Regions from separate parts of the Mus musculus genome. Here all the other regions are linked to region 1. Evidence: chromatin contacts called from ENCODE Hi-C or POLR2A ChIA-PET data. All regions are on one chromosome and are shown on one strand. Each heading gives the region's core, a stretch centred on a gene start or an enhancer-like site at or near the end of the contact. The rest is flanking DNA. Distances are from core to core; before and after follow the strand shown.

The links. A loop is a pair of places that touch in the nucleus more often than their neighbours do. ChIA-PET counts read pairs that join two places held with the same protein, here RNA polymerase II (POLR2A).
Region 2: POLR2A ChIA-PET joins it to region 1 with 30 read pairs in embryonic stem cell. The contact joins the promoter of Etohd2 here to the enhancer-like site in region 1. POLR2A ChIA-PET finds 5 or more read pairs at or near these places in 4 of 5 experiments (Patski and embryonic stem cell).
Region 3: POLR2A ChIA-PET joins it to region 1 with 14 read pairs in embryonic stem cell. The contact joins the promoter of 4930528D03Rik here to the enhancer-like site in region 1. A Hi-C loop is called at or near these places in 6 of 37 maps with a recorded cell type or tissue (T-helper 17 cell, adrenal gland, heart and 2 more). POLR2A ChIA-PET finds 5 or more read pairs at or near these places in 3 of 5 experiments (Patski and embryonic stem cell).

What each region holds. Positions count from the first base shown.
Region 1 is chr13:59,654,422-59,659,206 of GRCm38, reverse strand. The region is part of intron 3 of Golm1 (golgi membrane protein 1); the gene reads left to right. Among named protein-coding and RNA genes, the nearest start is that of Golm1, 19 kb to the left of the region's middle. Within about 2 kb of position 1,992, at least 1 of the 3 ENCODE cell types and tissues checked has a DNase peak (open chromatin) inside an H3K27ac peak, as active enhancers do; it is left cerebral cortex, where a contact is called at or near this core.
Region 2 is chr13:59,767,279-59,772,063 of GRCm38, reverse strand. It overlaps Etohd2 (ethanol decreased 2), which reads right to left and starts at 2,098. Exons shown (of 2, transcript NR_015349.3): 1 at 1,718-2,098; 2 at 1-1,137. It overlaps Isca1 (iron-sulfur cluster assembly 1), which reads left to right and starts at 2,275. Exons shown (of 4, transcript NM_026921.4): 1 at 2,275-2,440. The coding sequence starts at 2,360. Tut7 (terminal uridylyl transferase 7) reads left to right here. Exons shown (of 27, transcript NM_001373962.1): 27 at 1-188.
Region 3 is chr13:59,731,678-59,736,462 of GRCm38, reverse strand. It overlaps 4930528D03Rik (RIKEN cDNA 4930528D03 gene), which reads right to left and starts at 2,813. Exons shown (of 3, transcript NR_045977.1): 1 at 2,755-2,813; 2 at 1,625-2,527. Spata31d1d (spermatogenesis associated 31 subfamily D, member 1D) reads left to right here and starts at 4,711. Exons shown (of 4, transcript NM_177711.3): 1 at 4,711-4,785. The coding sequence starts at 4,743.

The DNA.
Region 1 (4,785 bases), core at 743-3,242:
AGGGCCTCCATTCCCCACAGAGGGCCTCCATTCCCCACAGAGGACCTCCATTCTTCACAGAGGGCCTCCATTCCCCACAGAGGGTCTCCATTCCTCACAGAGGGCCTCCATTCCTCACAGAGGGCCTCCATTCCTCACAGAGGACCTCCATTCCTCACAGACGGCCTCCACTCCCCACAGAGGGTCTCCATTCCCCACAGAGGGTCTCCATTCCCCACAGAGTGCCTCCATTCCCCACAGAGGGCGGCCATTCCCCACAGAGGGCGGCCATTCCCCAGAGTGAGTCACCATCTTGGTCCATTTAAACCTTTCAAGCTGACTGGGTATAAATGTTTCAAGCAGTGTCTATGTGGTCCAGATTTTTCAGTGCATCTACAGTTTCATGTCATTGTAAAATACGGAATTTTCCAAAGGCTCTCTTTTATTCTCAAACATCAAACTCTGTTGTCTCAGCCTTCACGAGGACACACCTCATCAACAAACACAGTGATTTTCATTCACCCTCCACGTCTCAGGCCCAGGCTCCAGTCCAGGCTCCAGCCTGTGTGGTGGCCACCCACTCAGGGGACTATTCTGCATCTAATTCAGGTGAATGGACACAGGCACACACACCCTGGTTTCGGTCCCTACATCTCAGGTTACTTGGAAGTGGTGGTTAGATCCCCGTAGAACATGCTTTGTGGAAGTGGCTTGTTTTTCCTATACCCGTGTGGCCTGGAGTTCCCAAAGGCTTTGCTGGCAGTCATCTGAGGACTCCGCCATGTGTCTATTAACCGCACTTGTCACCTGAGAGCTCACTTGGCTGCGACAGCAGAACTTCTTCATCTTTCCCACACACCTGCCTGACTTCCTTTCACTGGCCAGGTGCCAAGAGGAAGACTTTAGGCCCATGTCTGCTAGGTCCGCCGTAACAAATGACCACAGTGTAAACAGCTTAAACCCGGAGAGTTCACCCTTTCCCATCTCACCAGGCCAGCGGCTCTCATTCGTTAGTGGAATTTTGTTTTTCTTAAAAAATGTATTTATGTGTATGTGTGTATGTGTCTCTGTGAGTATAGTGCGCACGTGTGTGCAGAGCAGATGCCACAAGAGTGCTTGTGGAGACCTCCTCTGTTGCTGTCCTCTGCTTATACCTTAGAGGCAGGGTCTCTCCTATCCTGGACCTGTGATTTGTCAGTTAGACTGAAGATCAATCAGCTGCCGCAGTCCTCCTGTCTGCCACGTGGCTGTGGCTGTTGCTGCAGTCCTCCTGTCTGTCATGTGGCTGTTGGGACCTGAGCTTGCACAGCAAGTCCTCTCCACTGCTACCCATCTCTCCAGCCTCATGGTTTGGAGGTAGTCTGACCTGAAACTTACTATGTGGCCCAGGTTGGTCCTAAACTCACAGCAATCCTCCTTCCTCAGAATCCCAAATACGAAGATTAGCGGCAAAAGCCATTATTCCCAACTCCTTATTTTCCTTTAACAGGTGCATATATGGGTACATATAAAACAAATTTGTCTTTATTTGGTTTTATTCATTAATTTACTTATCTTTAGACTTGGGATGTGGTCCTCCAGTCAGCCTCTGGAGTGTTAGAATTGTAGGTGTGAGCCTGTACGCTGCTTAAAACACATTTCTAAAGGTTTGAAACTTGGGGGTTTTAATTATTGACAGAATCCCATAAATATTCACTTGTGTGGCTCTGCATTATCTCCTAAGGTTGGAGTTCATTCTGTTATGTTTCTGTCAGAAGGCTGATTTGAGGTCTGGAGATGTCCTGCGGGTCCTGGGTCGGGGCAGGGTATTTACTGTTTGGCCCACCTAGAGGAAGAGGTGGGGAGATCCTTGGCTACTCAGTAGCACTGTTGGGACAAATGCAGAGCTTCCTGCCCATGTTTGCTTGCCAAACCTTAGTCAGAAATAGCTTCCGTCAATGTCTGTGGCATCCTCTGCTTGGCTGGTTCCTGGCAGCTGTGTGTCTGCCTTGACTTTTATACTTTTTGTGTGAGTTAATTTGCCTTGCGGGACACAAAGAAAATCCTTAGAGTGCATTTCCTTTGTGATGGAAATAAAGTTCCCGGGTCAGAAAGGACTGAACGGAAGATGTGAGGGGGATGGAGAAGAAGCTACAGAGGCCTGTTCCTTGCTTTGTGTGCAAGAGGAGCTCCCAGATGAACAGCTGCCTGCTGGTGGAGCCTGGGTTTGATTCCAGCCATGCAAATTCAGGAGCAGTGGATAGGTGGAAGGAAGGACGGGGCCTCTGGCTGGGTGATCCTCACTTACCCTAGGGTGCACTGAGGTGCTGTCAGCTTCCTGGTTTCTCCCCGAGTGACTATTCCTGGGGTGACTGAAAGCTTGTCTACTTGCCCCAGATAGGGAACCAGCAAGAAACCCAAACAGATACCCCCCAAGTCCACCGTGGTGAACCAGTGAGTTTTATTGGGGTTGCTTAAAGGAACAGGAAGTGATCCAGACAGATTTGCTTCTGTGGGGGGAAACCACTAACCCACGTGGTTAGTGCATCTTACTCGGAATGACTGTGGACCGTGGAATTGAGCCTCCCAGACGTGGTATGCAAGAAGGAAGGCTGCAGAGTGTGGAGAGGGAGCTCAGGGTTCTACGTCCAGATCAGCAGGCAGCAGGAAATGAACTGTGAGCTTCAGAGACCTCAGAGCCCACACTCTAGGGACACGCTTCCTTCAGCAAGGCCACACCTCCTAACAGTGCCACTCCCAATGGCCAAGCATTCACACACACACACACACACACACACACACACACACACACCAGTCTATGGGGGCCGTACCTATCTAAAGGAGTGCAGGGTCCCACGTGACATGCTCAAAGTTCCCTTTACACTTTCTAACCTAATACCATAAAGTAAGCGTGGAGGGAAAGCACCCCAGCAACCCTCTTCTTGATGCTATTTTCCCTTTGGTTTTGGCACGTTGGTGTCTACAGTTACTTGGGGTTTAGAACCCATGGTGGATCCATTGCCTTCCTCAGGCTGTGGCAGAGGTGACAAAGTGCTTATCTGGCTCACGGTTAAAGGCCAGTCCATCATGGCGGCTGTCACGTGGCCAGGCCTTGATGTTTCAGTTTACCCCATGGAGATGCTTCCTCCTAGACGTGCGTGCCCAGAGGTTTGTCTCTTAGGTGATTTCAGATCCTCTGCACTCGACAGGTAGGGTTAGCCGTCACAAGTGGGATCATTAGGAGTGATGGTCATGGCCCTGGTAACTTGCCATGAAACTCTGACCTCCAGGCAGGGCGTGACCACTGCCATCTTGAAACCCACACCTGCTTAACATTGAACTGACCCCTCCCATTGACTTATAGACAGCCGCAAAGGCTCCTTGGCTGCTCACAGGCAGCTCACGAGGCAGGCACTGAATGCACGAGGGCCACTCACGGCTGTGTGAGTGGTTAGTTAACAGCTAACTGTGGCGGGTGGGGAGCCTCTTCTGTAGTGGTGTACCTGCCTTAAGTTGTCCGTGCCCTTGCACGTAGCCCTTATCCCTGATTCCTAAGTAACTCAGTTAAGCTCACTGGTTTACTACTCTAGACTTGGAATAAGTTAGTCTGCCACTGGTATTCTATCTGGGATGGACAGTTTTGGGCAAATGTCCTTGGGGACGTTCACCAGCTTGTCTAACTAGCTCAGGAGCAGATCACTTGGGTGCAAGTGTCACCTCCTGAACAGGAGACAAGATATATGGACAAGATTCCCATTTGGGTACAATACAATGTGGCCACGCCAGGGGCTCTGTGCAGGGATTCTTTAATCATCTGTGTCCTAGTCGTGAAGTCCCTTGAGGCTGAAAACCTATGGCCACAGGCCTCCAGCCCACAGATGGCTTGTCTCCTGGATGGCCAAAGCTAGCCAGAAAGAGTTCAGAATTGTTGGTGCCAGCATGCTCTCTTTCAGAGACAGAGCTGAGATTCCCTGTCTTAGCGGCTTCCTTGCTGTGGTGGTAGATGGAGCTGTGGTGCTAGAACTGACCCTCGGCCTCTACCCTCAGCACCAGAGCTATGGTCTTGAACAGTGTCTAGCAAGGGGATGTGGAGAGGAGCCAAGGAGGTGCTGGGTGTGCCACAGGAGTGTGCATTGCGTCAAGGGCGAGGACAGAGGAGGCTGTGGTTTGATTTCAGTTCACTTACAAGTGAGGCATCAGTGAGTGTTCTGGGGTCCTCCATGCCTGGCTTGCTTGGGGCCCCCTGGGAATTCTCTTTAACCCAAGTTACCTGTAGAGGCATGCAGTGGGCCAAGAGCCTGGGAGACATTTGTGATCCCCTGTTCTCTTTCTTTTGACAGGGCCTTAGAGGTCCACAGGTGGACCAGGAAAGCCCAGGCAGGTTCCCCGAGATGGTAGCTTCTTGTTTGCAGAGGACATTGCAAGGAGAAACATCAGGAGGGCTCCAGGGCAGGTACATAAACAGGACCAGTAAGGGAAAGGGGCGGCCCCTTATGAAACACCAAGTGTATGGACTATTACTTTCTCTTTCTCCGAGGCCTAGTCTCTTTCGGAGTCATTCAACTCTTCTCCCAGGAAATGGACTTTGCAACCCCCAGAAAACTGCCATCATCACATTGCCTGCCCTCCCTCTGTCCCTCCCTCCGTCCCTCCCTCCTATCACCAGCACCTGCACAGTCCCTTTTCTGGAGATTCTTAGTTTCCCAGCAGCCAGTTTGGCTTATGGCTCACTTTCCACAGGGTTCTCCCTTACCTTGGGGATGGGGACTCCTTGCAGCCCTTAGTCTGCAAAAAAGATCCTAGGGTGCATGAAGAGTGCCCTGGCCT
Region 2 (4,785 bases), core at 849-3,348, 110 kb before region 1:
ACAAACCTCTGAAGATCAAAGAGGCTGCTGTCTCTGCCAATCACAAGTTTGATTGGCAACCTTCTGGTCTGACTGGAGCCCTCTCTAAACTGTTAATGAACTTCACAAGCCTTTCTGAAATAGTACAGAGTCAGAACTATGCCGGTTTATTTATCATTTTGAAATAAAATCGAACTTTGAACGTGTAATTTTATCCACATTATTTTCTTATGAGTCATTAGAAAAGTCAACCAAAGCGCTGACAGTACACATCTCCTTAATAGGGTGCCCATGCTGTTCCCCTTTGATAGCTGTGCACCGGGTCTGGGGTGTGCAAGCAGGAGACTGGGGGGCAGAGAGAGAGCTTGCTAAGGACACTGGCACAACGAGGGAGACTCACGAGAGGCATATATGTGTGAACTAGACTGGTCATAGTCTAGTTATGAAAGAGTCATGTCAAAATGGAAATCATTAAGAAATTGGAAATCATGGTAAAAAAATAAAAATGGTGACCATCAAACTCATGGGTTGTGCAACCGGGGCCTCCCTGCTACGTGACGGCTCAGCTGCTGGCCTGCTTCCTTTCCTCCTGCTCAGCTGCTGGCCTGCTTCCTTTCCTCCTGCCTCTGGCTGTGAAGTGACAGCGCTGCTTTCTGGCTGGAACAGTGCCACGCCTACTGAAAAAGCGCTTAGTGTTGTTTATCCCTCTGCCCCTAGAACGGAGAAGAAATACGCAGCCAGGCCAATCTTTATACCTGGTAGTTATTTTCTACTTGGATGTTTTGTCGGTTGTTGAGGGAGAGGAGTGTACTTACCCCTAAAATTAAACAGAATTGTCATGTTTTCTTCTAGCCTTAAAAAGGTTTCCTACATTTTGATTCTTAAAAAAAATTCTGCCCAGCAGCCTGGTGTTTTTGATGGCTTATACTGATACCATTAGACAAGTGAGGCACGCTTCTCAGCGGATAAGATAGCAGGCTCGCAGCCATGGCCAAGTCAAAGCTTCCTCTGCAAGCGATCGCAGGGCCAGGGCCGATGCCCTGTTCTGTTCTAAAACAGCGGAAACTCAGAATCCAGTTTTTACAGCAGGAGTTCTGAACACCCGATCTTCACCTTCTAACAGTCTCTTGCTCACTGTGAACTGCTTTGGCAAGCTTCCTGGTAAAAGATGTAAAAGATGTGTTTTCAGTGTACAGAGAAACCCTGTCTCGAAAAACCAAAAAAAAAAAAAAAAATCAGTCTGTTTTTCTTTTGCTTCAAAGGTGGCTTCTATCTTAAGGAGAGGATATCTTCCCAAGTGGAACAAAATCCTTGCAAGAGAGAGATCAATGACCGAGTGGGGTTCACAGTTTTCAGACACTAAAAATAGAGTTGAAAACATGGTGTGCCCACTCTTTGTAAAGCTATGAAGAAAGGGTCAGAACATTTTCTTAGCTCCTGGGCAGGTCTAGGCAGAATGTACAATGTCTGTCTTACTCTGTCAGTGTTCCAGCATGGCAAAGTCCCCATTTCGGACGGGGAAACTGCCCCTTCTAGTCAGACCAGTGAGATCGCACTGGAAAAGAAAACACTTGTTCTTTCCGTCTAGACCTGAGGCCGAATCCATTTCCCTCCCTCGGCCTTCCTGGAACCATAAGGGGGCGATCAGGGGTAGCAAACCCCTCAGTACTCCCCACGCCCACCCAGTTCCCGCACGGGGCCAGCTGCTGCTCCGAGATAAAGGAGCTCCCGTTCTTACGTCATCACGGGCCGCGAAGGAAGCCGAGGCGTGGTGACAGGCGCACAGCTAATCAAATGGGACCGGCTAGCAGGAAAGGCTAGCCAAATGTGCACGGGGCCCGGGATCGGGACTCAAGAACCGATGCTAACGTAGCGCCCAGGGCGCTCGCTCTCAGAGGCTCGGATAGAGCCACCATGCCCGTGCTTCCATGCGAGGCTGGTAGCTACGTACGTGCTCAGTTTTCTTGACACAAACTGCTACACAAGAGTGACATTTCAATAACTGGAAACCTGTCGTATGGTGTCTACCCGCTTGCTTTACTATCGAAGCAGCTCCAGAGTCACAGAGCCGTGTCCCCACTTCCGGGGGGTCTGTCGTTAGTGTACGCCATACGGAAGGAGCCATCCCACTTCCGCTAGCGCAGTGACCGCGAAGCCCGCAAGGTCACAGGTCACCTCCCTTGCCTCGTCAGTGATGACGGCCAATCGGCCCGGCCCGTCACTCACCCGGACTGTCCAATGGTGGAGCGGGACGGGCGACGGGAGGCGGGGCCTGTGGCGCCTGCGCAGGAGCTTGTGGCGTCAAAGTGCCCGCCGTGTCCATGGAGAGAAGTTGAGTCCCCACGCTCCAGCCGGAGGCTGCGGGTGCCGCGACGTGGACATGTCGGCGTCGTTGGTCCGCGCCACCGTGCGGGCTGTGAGCAAGAGAAAACTGCAGCCCACGCGGGCGGCCCTCACACTGGTGAGTCACCTCGGCGTCCGCAGGGAGGTGGTGGCGGCGGCGGCCCGGGGTGCAGAGCGAGCCTGGACGCGGACTAGGGTCTCCCGGCGGGCCGCGCGCGGAGCTCGATGGGGCGGACGGGCTGTGTGCGCTGCCACCGGGCGGCCGGGGCGGAGGACGGCAGTTTGCCGCCGAGGTCACGGCGTTCCCGGAGAAAGGTCACACAGGGAACGCCGCGGCTCCGCATAACCTCCCAGGAGGCGTCAGCCCCAGAGGATCGGGACAGCGTGAGACCGGGATTCATTCGGTCCAGACGCCACCGCGGAATCCGCTCCACCCAGAGTCCTAAGAGGGGCTCTTGCCAATAGTTAGTTGAAGCAAAATAGAAGGGAGTCGTGAACAAGTGAGATAATCTGTTTATAGGATAGGTCATTGTTTGGCCCTTCAGTTTGCCCCAGTAATCACACTGCATTCTGTGTTGCTTTTCCCTCCGGGACCAGCTAGTTTTCGTCACCGCAGGTATGTCATGGATTCTAGGATTGTGCAAACTATGCTCATCTTACTGAGAATAGAGTAGAATCCTCCTACAAGTAATAAATTCCAGAAAAGTCGAGCACAGGATAGGTGGTGGTTGTTATTGTCGTTGTTTGCTTGCTTAGTTTTGTTTTGTTTTTTTTTTTAATCACCATTTGGCCTATTGCATGTTACTTGGGAAATTTCGACCCGCCCCTTCTCACACCCCCCCTCTGCCCCCGTTTCTACCTCATAAGCATACATTATCATGATCCGCTGTTTTTCATGAGAAGAAATAATTGAGTTGCCTGGCTCGCACCCTCCGTAGGCCATTCCTTCCAGGAGTAACATCTCATTTGCACAGTCCTGGCCTGTGTCGTGCTTTGTAATCTTCTGTTTCGTTATGTATAGTAGATCTCAATTCACACCCTCTGCCGCGCTGCCTAGCTCAGCTGTAGAGTCTGTGGTGTTAGGCTTGGTCCTAGAATCACCTTTCCCTGATTTTCATAGGCACAGCTGTTGGCAGGCGTCGTGGTTCGTACTTGTTTTTCAAGTGTCTGGTAAACATTTTGAACCCCAGCACATAGCAAATGCAAAAGCAACGAGGTGACCAACGGCCTAAAGTGTGAGAGAGAGATAACTAGCAAACAAGAGTAATATGAGTTAGGTATTGCTTGGCCGGTACATCAGCCTGACAGCAGGGAGTCTGACATTCTGCAACATCTACTAGAAGTCAGCCATGGCCAGGAAAGGTGTGACATAAAACATAAACACTAGCTATCTGTTAGCTGATGCCAGTCGTGGACAGAATGGATGGGCTGGCACATTGGGCTGTGTGTATTTTTAGTCAGGGTTTCTAGAACTTATGGATAGTCTATATAGTAAAGGGATTTGTTACAATGACTTAAACAGTCTGTAGTCCAACTCCTCAACAATGGTCAGCTGTGAGTGGGAAGTCCAAGGATCTAGTAGTTGCTCAGTCCCATGAGGCTAGTTGTTTCAGCTGCTCTTCTGTAGATGTAGGTTCCAACAGATGTGCTGGCAAGTAAGTGCAAGCAGGCAAAAAGCAAATCTTCCTCCTCCCAGTGTCCTCCTGTAGGTCTCTAACAGAAGGTGTGGCCCAGGTTAAAAGTGTGTACCACCTTGAACTCAGAGATGATCTTGCCTTAGTCTCCTGGGATTGAAGGTATGTACTGCCTTGCCTGGGCCTAAGCTTTTCATGGCCACTGTGCCTCAAGATCTCCATGCCAAGATCCAGGTCAGAAACTTTTATCTAACAACCTCAAGCTCTGGATTGCAGGTGAGGCCTCCAGCTTTGGATTGTGGTTCATTCCAGATAGAGTCATGTTGGCAACCAGGAATAGCCATTACACTGTGGTGTAGACTGGTAAGATCTGCAAACCCAGAATGGCTCCAGCTCACCACATCCAAAAACAACGTGCTCCTTCCCACCCCCATATATCTAGGAGTTAATAGAGTTGAATTTGCAGGGACCAGAGTCAGATGTGACTGGAGAATGTGAAAGCTGCTACCTAGTTGATGGGCAGCTTTATTTCCATCATTGTACAAGACAGAGGTGGTCAGCTTTCATGACGAGAGGCTCATCCTCACCAAGCTCCACTTGGGAGCGAGCGGTGGGGCCTAGCTAGCATGCATGTTGGTACGCGCTGAGAACCTAGTTCACTCTGTATGCACTGTAGTGTGTACACTGTACTGTAGAAGACTCTGGACGCTTAGCTTCCCAGCGCAGCCTGGTAGAGAGGGGCCCAGGGTGTGTATAAGGACATGTTACTTCACTGGAGTAGGGCCAGAAGATCTTTGGAACAGCAACTAGCACGTGCCTTTGGTTTAGA
Region 3 (4,785 bases), core at 1,564-4,063, 76 kb before region 1:
GCTCAGTAGAGCATGCAACTTGACAATATAAATGACACTGGTTGCTGGAATAGTAGACTAACACTTTCAATAAACATATGACATACTTTAAAAAGGGAGAGGACCAGGAAAGACCAGTGCTGGACTGTCCTGCACTTAACATGGGGACTTAAGCAGGTTTGCTAGTTTCACTTTAGGGTTTGAGTCCAGGTGGGTTTCCACATAAGCGCATCTTGAGAGATAGAGAAAGTTGCCTGCATTTAGGAGGTTTACCGGGGTCAGAAAGCCAAGCATGGAGCATCCTCATATATAAAGATGCATACTTTGGATCCAAAAGATAACCTACCTAATTCAACTGGCTTAAGGGCAAGAGCCTGCTGACTGAGGTACCTAGAAAAGCCTGAGGATAAGTTGGGAGTCCTTGACAGTTGCAGTGTTCCTGAGTACTGGGCATGAACACCAGGGCTTCCCTTCCTGTGTTGTTGAGGAAAGCCCTCCGTGTGGCTGTTTCTCTGTCCTGAGAGAATTCTGGAAGAGAGTGAGCCCACAACATCAGGGATCATGTCATCAGGTGGAAACAAACTAAACTCTGTTGATGGCCTCGTGGCTCCAAGGTTACCCACAGGTTCAGTCTGTAACATGCTTACCACATAAGCACAAAGATCTGATGTCAAATTCCCAGCCTCCACATAAAAAGCTGGGCACAGCGGTGTGTGCCTGGGACCCCAGTGCTGGGGGGTGCAGTGGCGTGTGCCTGGGACCTCAGTGCTGGGGGGTGGAGACTTGCTGACCAGATGGTAGTCTACCCAAACTGAGTATATATATATGAGTTGGAATTGGCCAACATGCAGAAAATAAGAAACCGTGGGGCGCTTAGTTCATTCTGTCCCCCTCAAGGCTCAGAAGAGGGGGTGGAAAGGTCGTAAGGACCAGAGGGAGGCAACTAAGAGGTCTGTACTTTGGAGGTCTTCAGAGAAATTGTATTTACCAGGCATGTCAGCACAACTGTACAAATGAACTCTGTGGCTAGGATTGCATACACAAGAGGGAGCCAGACAGACCCAGCATGATGGGGAGTGGCTTATGAACCCTCATCCCTTCTGAGGAGCGACTGAGAGCTGATGGCTGGCAGAGAAAGGACAATCCCTTTCTGGGGGGGGGGGGGTTGTGGGAGGAGTTGTGGGAGGAGTTGTGGGAGGAGTTGGGAGAGAGGATTGGGAAGGAACTGGAGGTGAAAGAAATGATGCAAGCATCATATACACGCATAAATATTAAATAACACACTCAGTTTTTAAAATAGAAGACAAAAGATAGTAACCTCTGATCCCACCACATACATGCACACACATGCACATACATCTGAACACAGGTGTGCACATACATCTACCCACAAATACATGCACACACATCTCCAAACCCTACAAAAAAAAAAAAAAGAGCTCTTTCTTTTAAAAGGTGTAATCTTAGTCGTTGGAGGGAATCACTGCCCCAACTTAGGACTCAGTATGTCAAACAGGGATCTAATATACTAATCTAAGATCCAGGAGCTGGGAGGTGGGCTAGTTAGTTGGTTAAAGTGCTTGCAGCACAGGCACAAGAGCCTGGATCTAACCCCCAATACCCACCAGGCCTAAGAAATACTCACTAGGACGATGATAGCATCTTCAACAGACAGAGTGTGTCTACATGTAGAACGTTAAACTAGATCCCCATCTTCTCACCCCACACACCAGGAAGCTGCAAATGCATCAAGAGTCTCAATGTAAGACTTTGAAACACTGTAACCCAAATCCTTGTAGTCCAAAGTTGCACACTGTCCTTCTGTCACCCTGATGCACCTTACCAATTGCAGTCTGTCCTTGATGTTTCTGATAAGTGAGTCTGCCCAGTGCCCACACTTGTAGTCTCCCCTCCCCCAGTCTGAAACCTGCTTGCTCAGGGGTGGAGCTTGCCAGCTCAATCGTTCTGCCACGCCCACTGCTGGAACCTGCAGCTTTGCTGTTCCGAAGCCATCACGTGATCACCCTGCTACTGGACTCCAAGATTATTTGGCGGGAATTGGGCCCCTCCCACTTCCTTTATAACTGAGTGCCGAAATAGTAAAAATTGAACCTTGAGCAGAGAGCTTTGTCTTGGTTCCTTCCTTATCTCGCGCAGCCCAGCCCCTCTTCTCTTCCAGGTTTCCAAAATGCCTTTCCAGGCTAGAACCCAGGTTGTGATCTACTGGTCAGACACAACACACACTCACATGATCCCATCAGTGGGAAGGACATCCCACGAGCCATTCAGAACATCCCGCACCCACACCCACCCCACACCCTAGTTATGGTAGCTTGAATATGCTTGGCCCATAGGGAGTGACACTCTTAGGAGGCATGGCCTAGTTGGAGGAAGTGTGTCACTGCAGGGGTGGGTGGGCTTTCAGACCATTAGTCTTCTCCTGGCTGCCTTCATATCAGGATGTAGGACTCTCCACTTCTCCAGTGCCATGCCTGCCTGGATGCTGCCATGCTTTCCACCATGATGATAATGGACTGAAGCTCTGAAACTGTAAGCCAGCCCCCATTAAACGCCGTCATTTGTAAAAGTTGTCTTGTGTCATGGTGTCTGTTCACAGCAATGGAAAACCTAACCAAGACACTAATGTTTGCTCCACTACATCACACTAGAGTACCCAACCTGTTCTATACCTGACCCCACAGTACTCAATGTCTCACACTTCCCGTCCCACCCAGCCCAGCTCCTACTGCTCCCCATCTCCGCCTAGCTTCCTACCTTCCGAGCTGCCAGTCAACCAACTTCCACAAGTCACCCTAGTCTGATGCCAAGCAGTTGGACCCCTTTTCCTCTCATGGAGCTCTTGCCCAAATCCCAATTATGAAGTCACATGACCCACCAGCATTCCCATCTCTAGTGTCACAATAGTGCCTGGTGCCACCACTCACTCCAATCCCTACTCTGTAGAATGTCCTGACTTACTCCAGGCTCTCAGTGGTGTCACCCCCTCTAGCTGTGACACCTGTTCTTATAACCTACCTCCTAGCCTTCAACAGTCATTTCTGTTCTCACCATATCTGCATCCGCCTGTCTCCACAGCCTTCCTTGTTCCCTGACACACTATAGTGATGACACATGGTGGCCCTTGCTTGTTCCCCTGTTCACCCCAGTCTTCCCAGTGTGCCAAGTCCTCTATACCTGCTGTGCACACCAAACACACACCAAACCTCACCTCACCTGCTCCTACTCATCCTACCTTCTAGGAAAGCCAGTTCAAAAATCACACTGGTCAGTGTATCAGGCCATGTCCTGCCCCCCCCCCCGTATTGTCACACGCCCATCTCACCCTAGTCTGTGGCCCTCTAGTATGCTATCCTGCTCTGTCCCTAGACCTAGACCTATGACATCTTTTTCGGCCACCTGACCACCAGCCACATCCTAGTCTTCCAGGCTGTCATACTCCCCAGTTCGCCCTCTTCCACTCAGAGTACCCCATCATCAACATACACTGCTAGCCTACTCTGCCATTCCACTTGTTAGCCTAGTCTTCCCAGAAGCCTTGGTTCCTATCTCACCATATTCAATACAGTTCCCCAACCCAGTTTAGTTCACAGTAACCGACCATCATTGTCATCCCTGGTCTTCATCTCACCCTGATACACTTCCTGCTGACCTGCCAGCTCACCCCGCCATCCAATAGTTACCTGCTTTTCCAGGATCTGACACACACCGTCCCTCAGCTTCCCTCCTACCCAGACTGCTCCATCCCCAGGTGCTCAACTCTACCCAGCCTGACCATCCCACAAATATACATTTGCCTACCAAAATAGATATACAATGTATCCGTTTGTATACAGTTCCCCCTGCTCACAAGAATTCTCTGGTTTCTATTCAGCTTGCTTACCAGGATCTCTACCTCATCCAGGTCTGTAAAGCATACTTAACTCCCAACAATCCACAGATCACACAGCCTGCTGGGTTTCCTAAGACTGCAGCTAGGTGGACTGCTATCTGATACTGTCCCCCTCTCTATCCTATACCACCCAACACAGCCCATTCTGTGACTAACCCGAATCCTTCCTGACCTGGCTTCCCAACTGCATGGCCACCAAAAGCAAACAGTGTAATCATATTCAAAAGAAGGCTTGAAATTTTCACTATGTATATCCCGAATTTATGACAGCTTGGCGATTTTAGTCTGTCCCTCTGACTGAAGACACTGCAAGATGACTCAAACACAAAAGTTGGTCATTGGGCATTTGTGTGCCCAGCCTACTCAAGCTCGCACAAGTTCTCCCATGTCTATTCAGCTTGCCTACCAGGATCTCTACAAGTAAAGACGTGGAAAAGGAAGTCCGTCTTGTAGCTAATTTGGTGAGAGGGAAAATGGTCCTGAAGATATGTGGGAAGACAGTGTTCCTGTTGAGGCCAACCAAACAACAGCAAACGTTTCAAGGAAGATCCCATGTCAGGGTTTGTAGGCAGGAGAACTACGTGGGTCCAGTTCAAGAGCTGCAAACAGTGAAGGCCTGTGGTGAAGCCCCAGACACAGAGGGAGCAAACGGAAAAGTTCCCTGTAGAAGTGATGAAATCAGGGTGGGGGCATGAAGGGGCTGGGGTGGGGGTGGGGCGGGGCGGGGACTGAGGGCTTAGCCTCCTCCCCGCCCTCACAATGGCTCTATGACTCTTCCCTGCTCTGTGATGCAGGCCTGCCCACTTACAGCCTCAGCTCTCAGCTGCCTTAGGCAGCCCCTGAGATTCACACTATGAAAAAGGTTCTCTCCATTCTCAATAGCTCCATTCTAACTA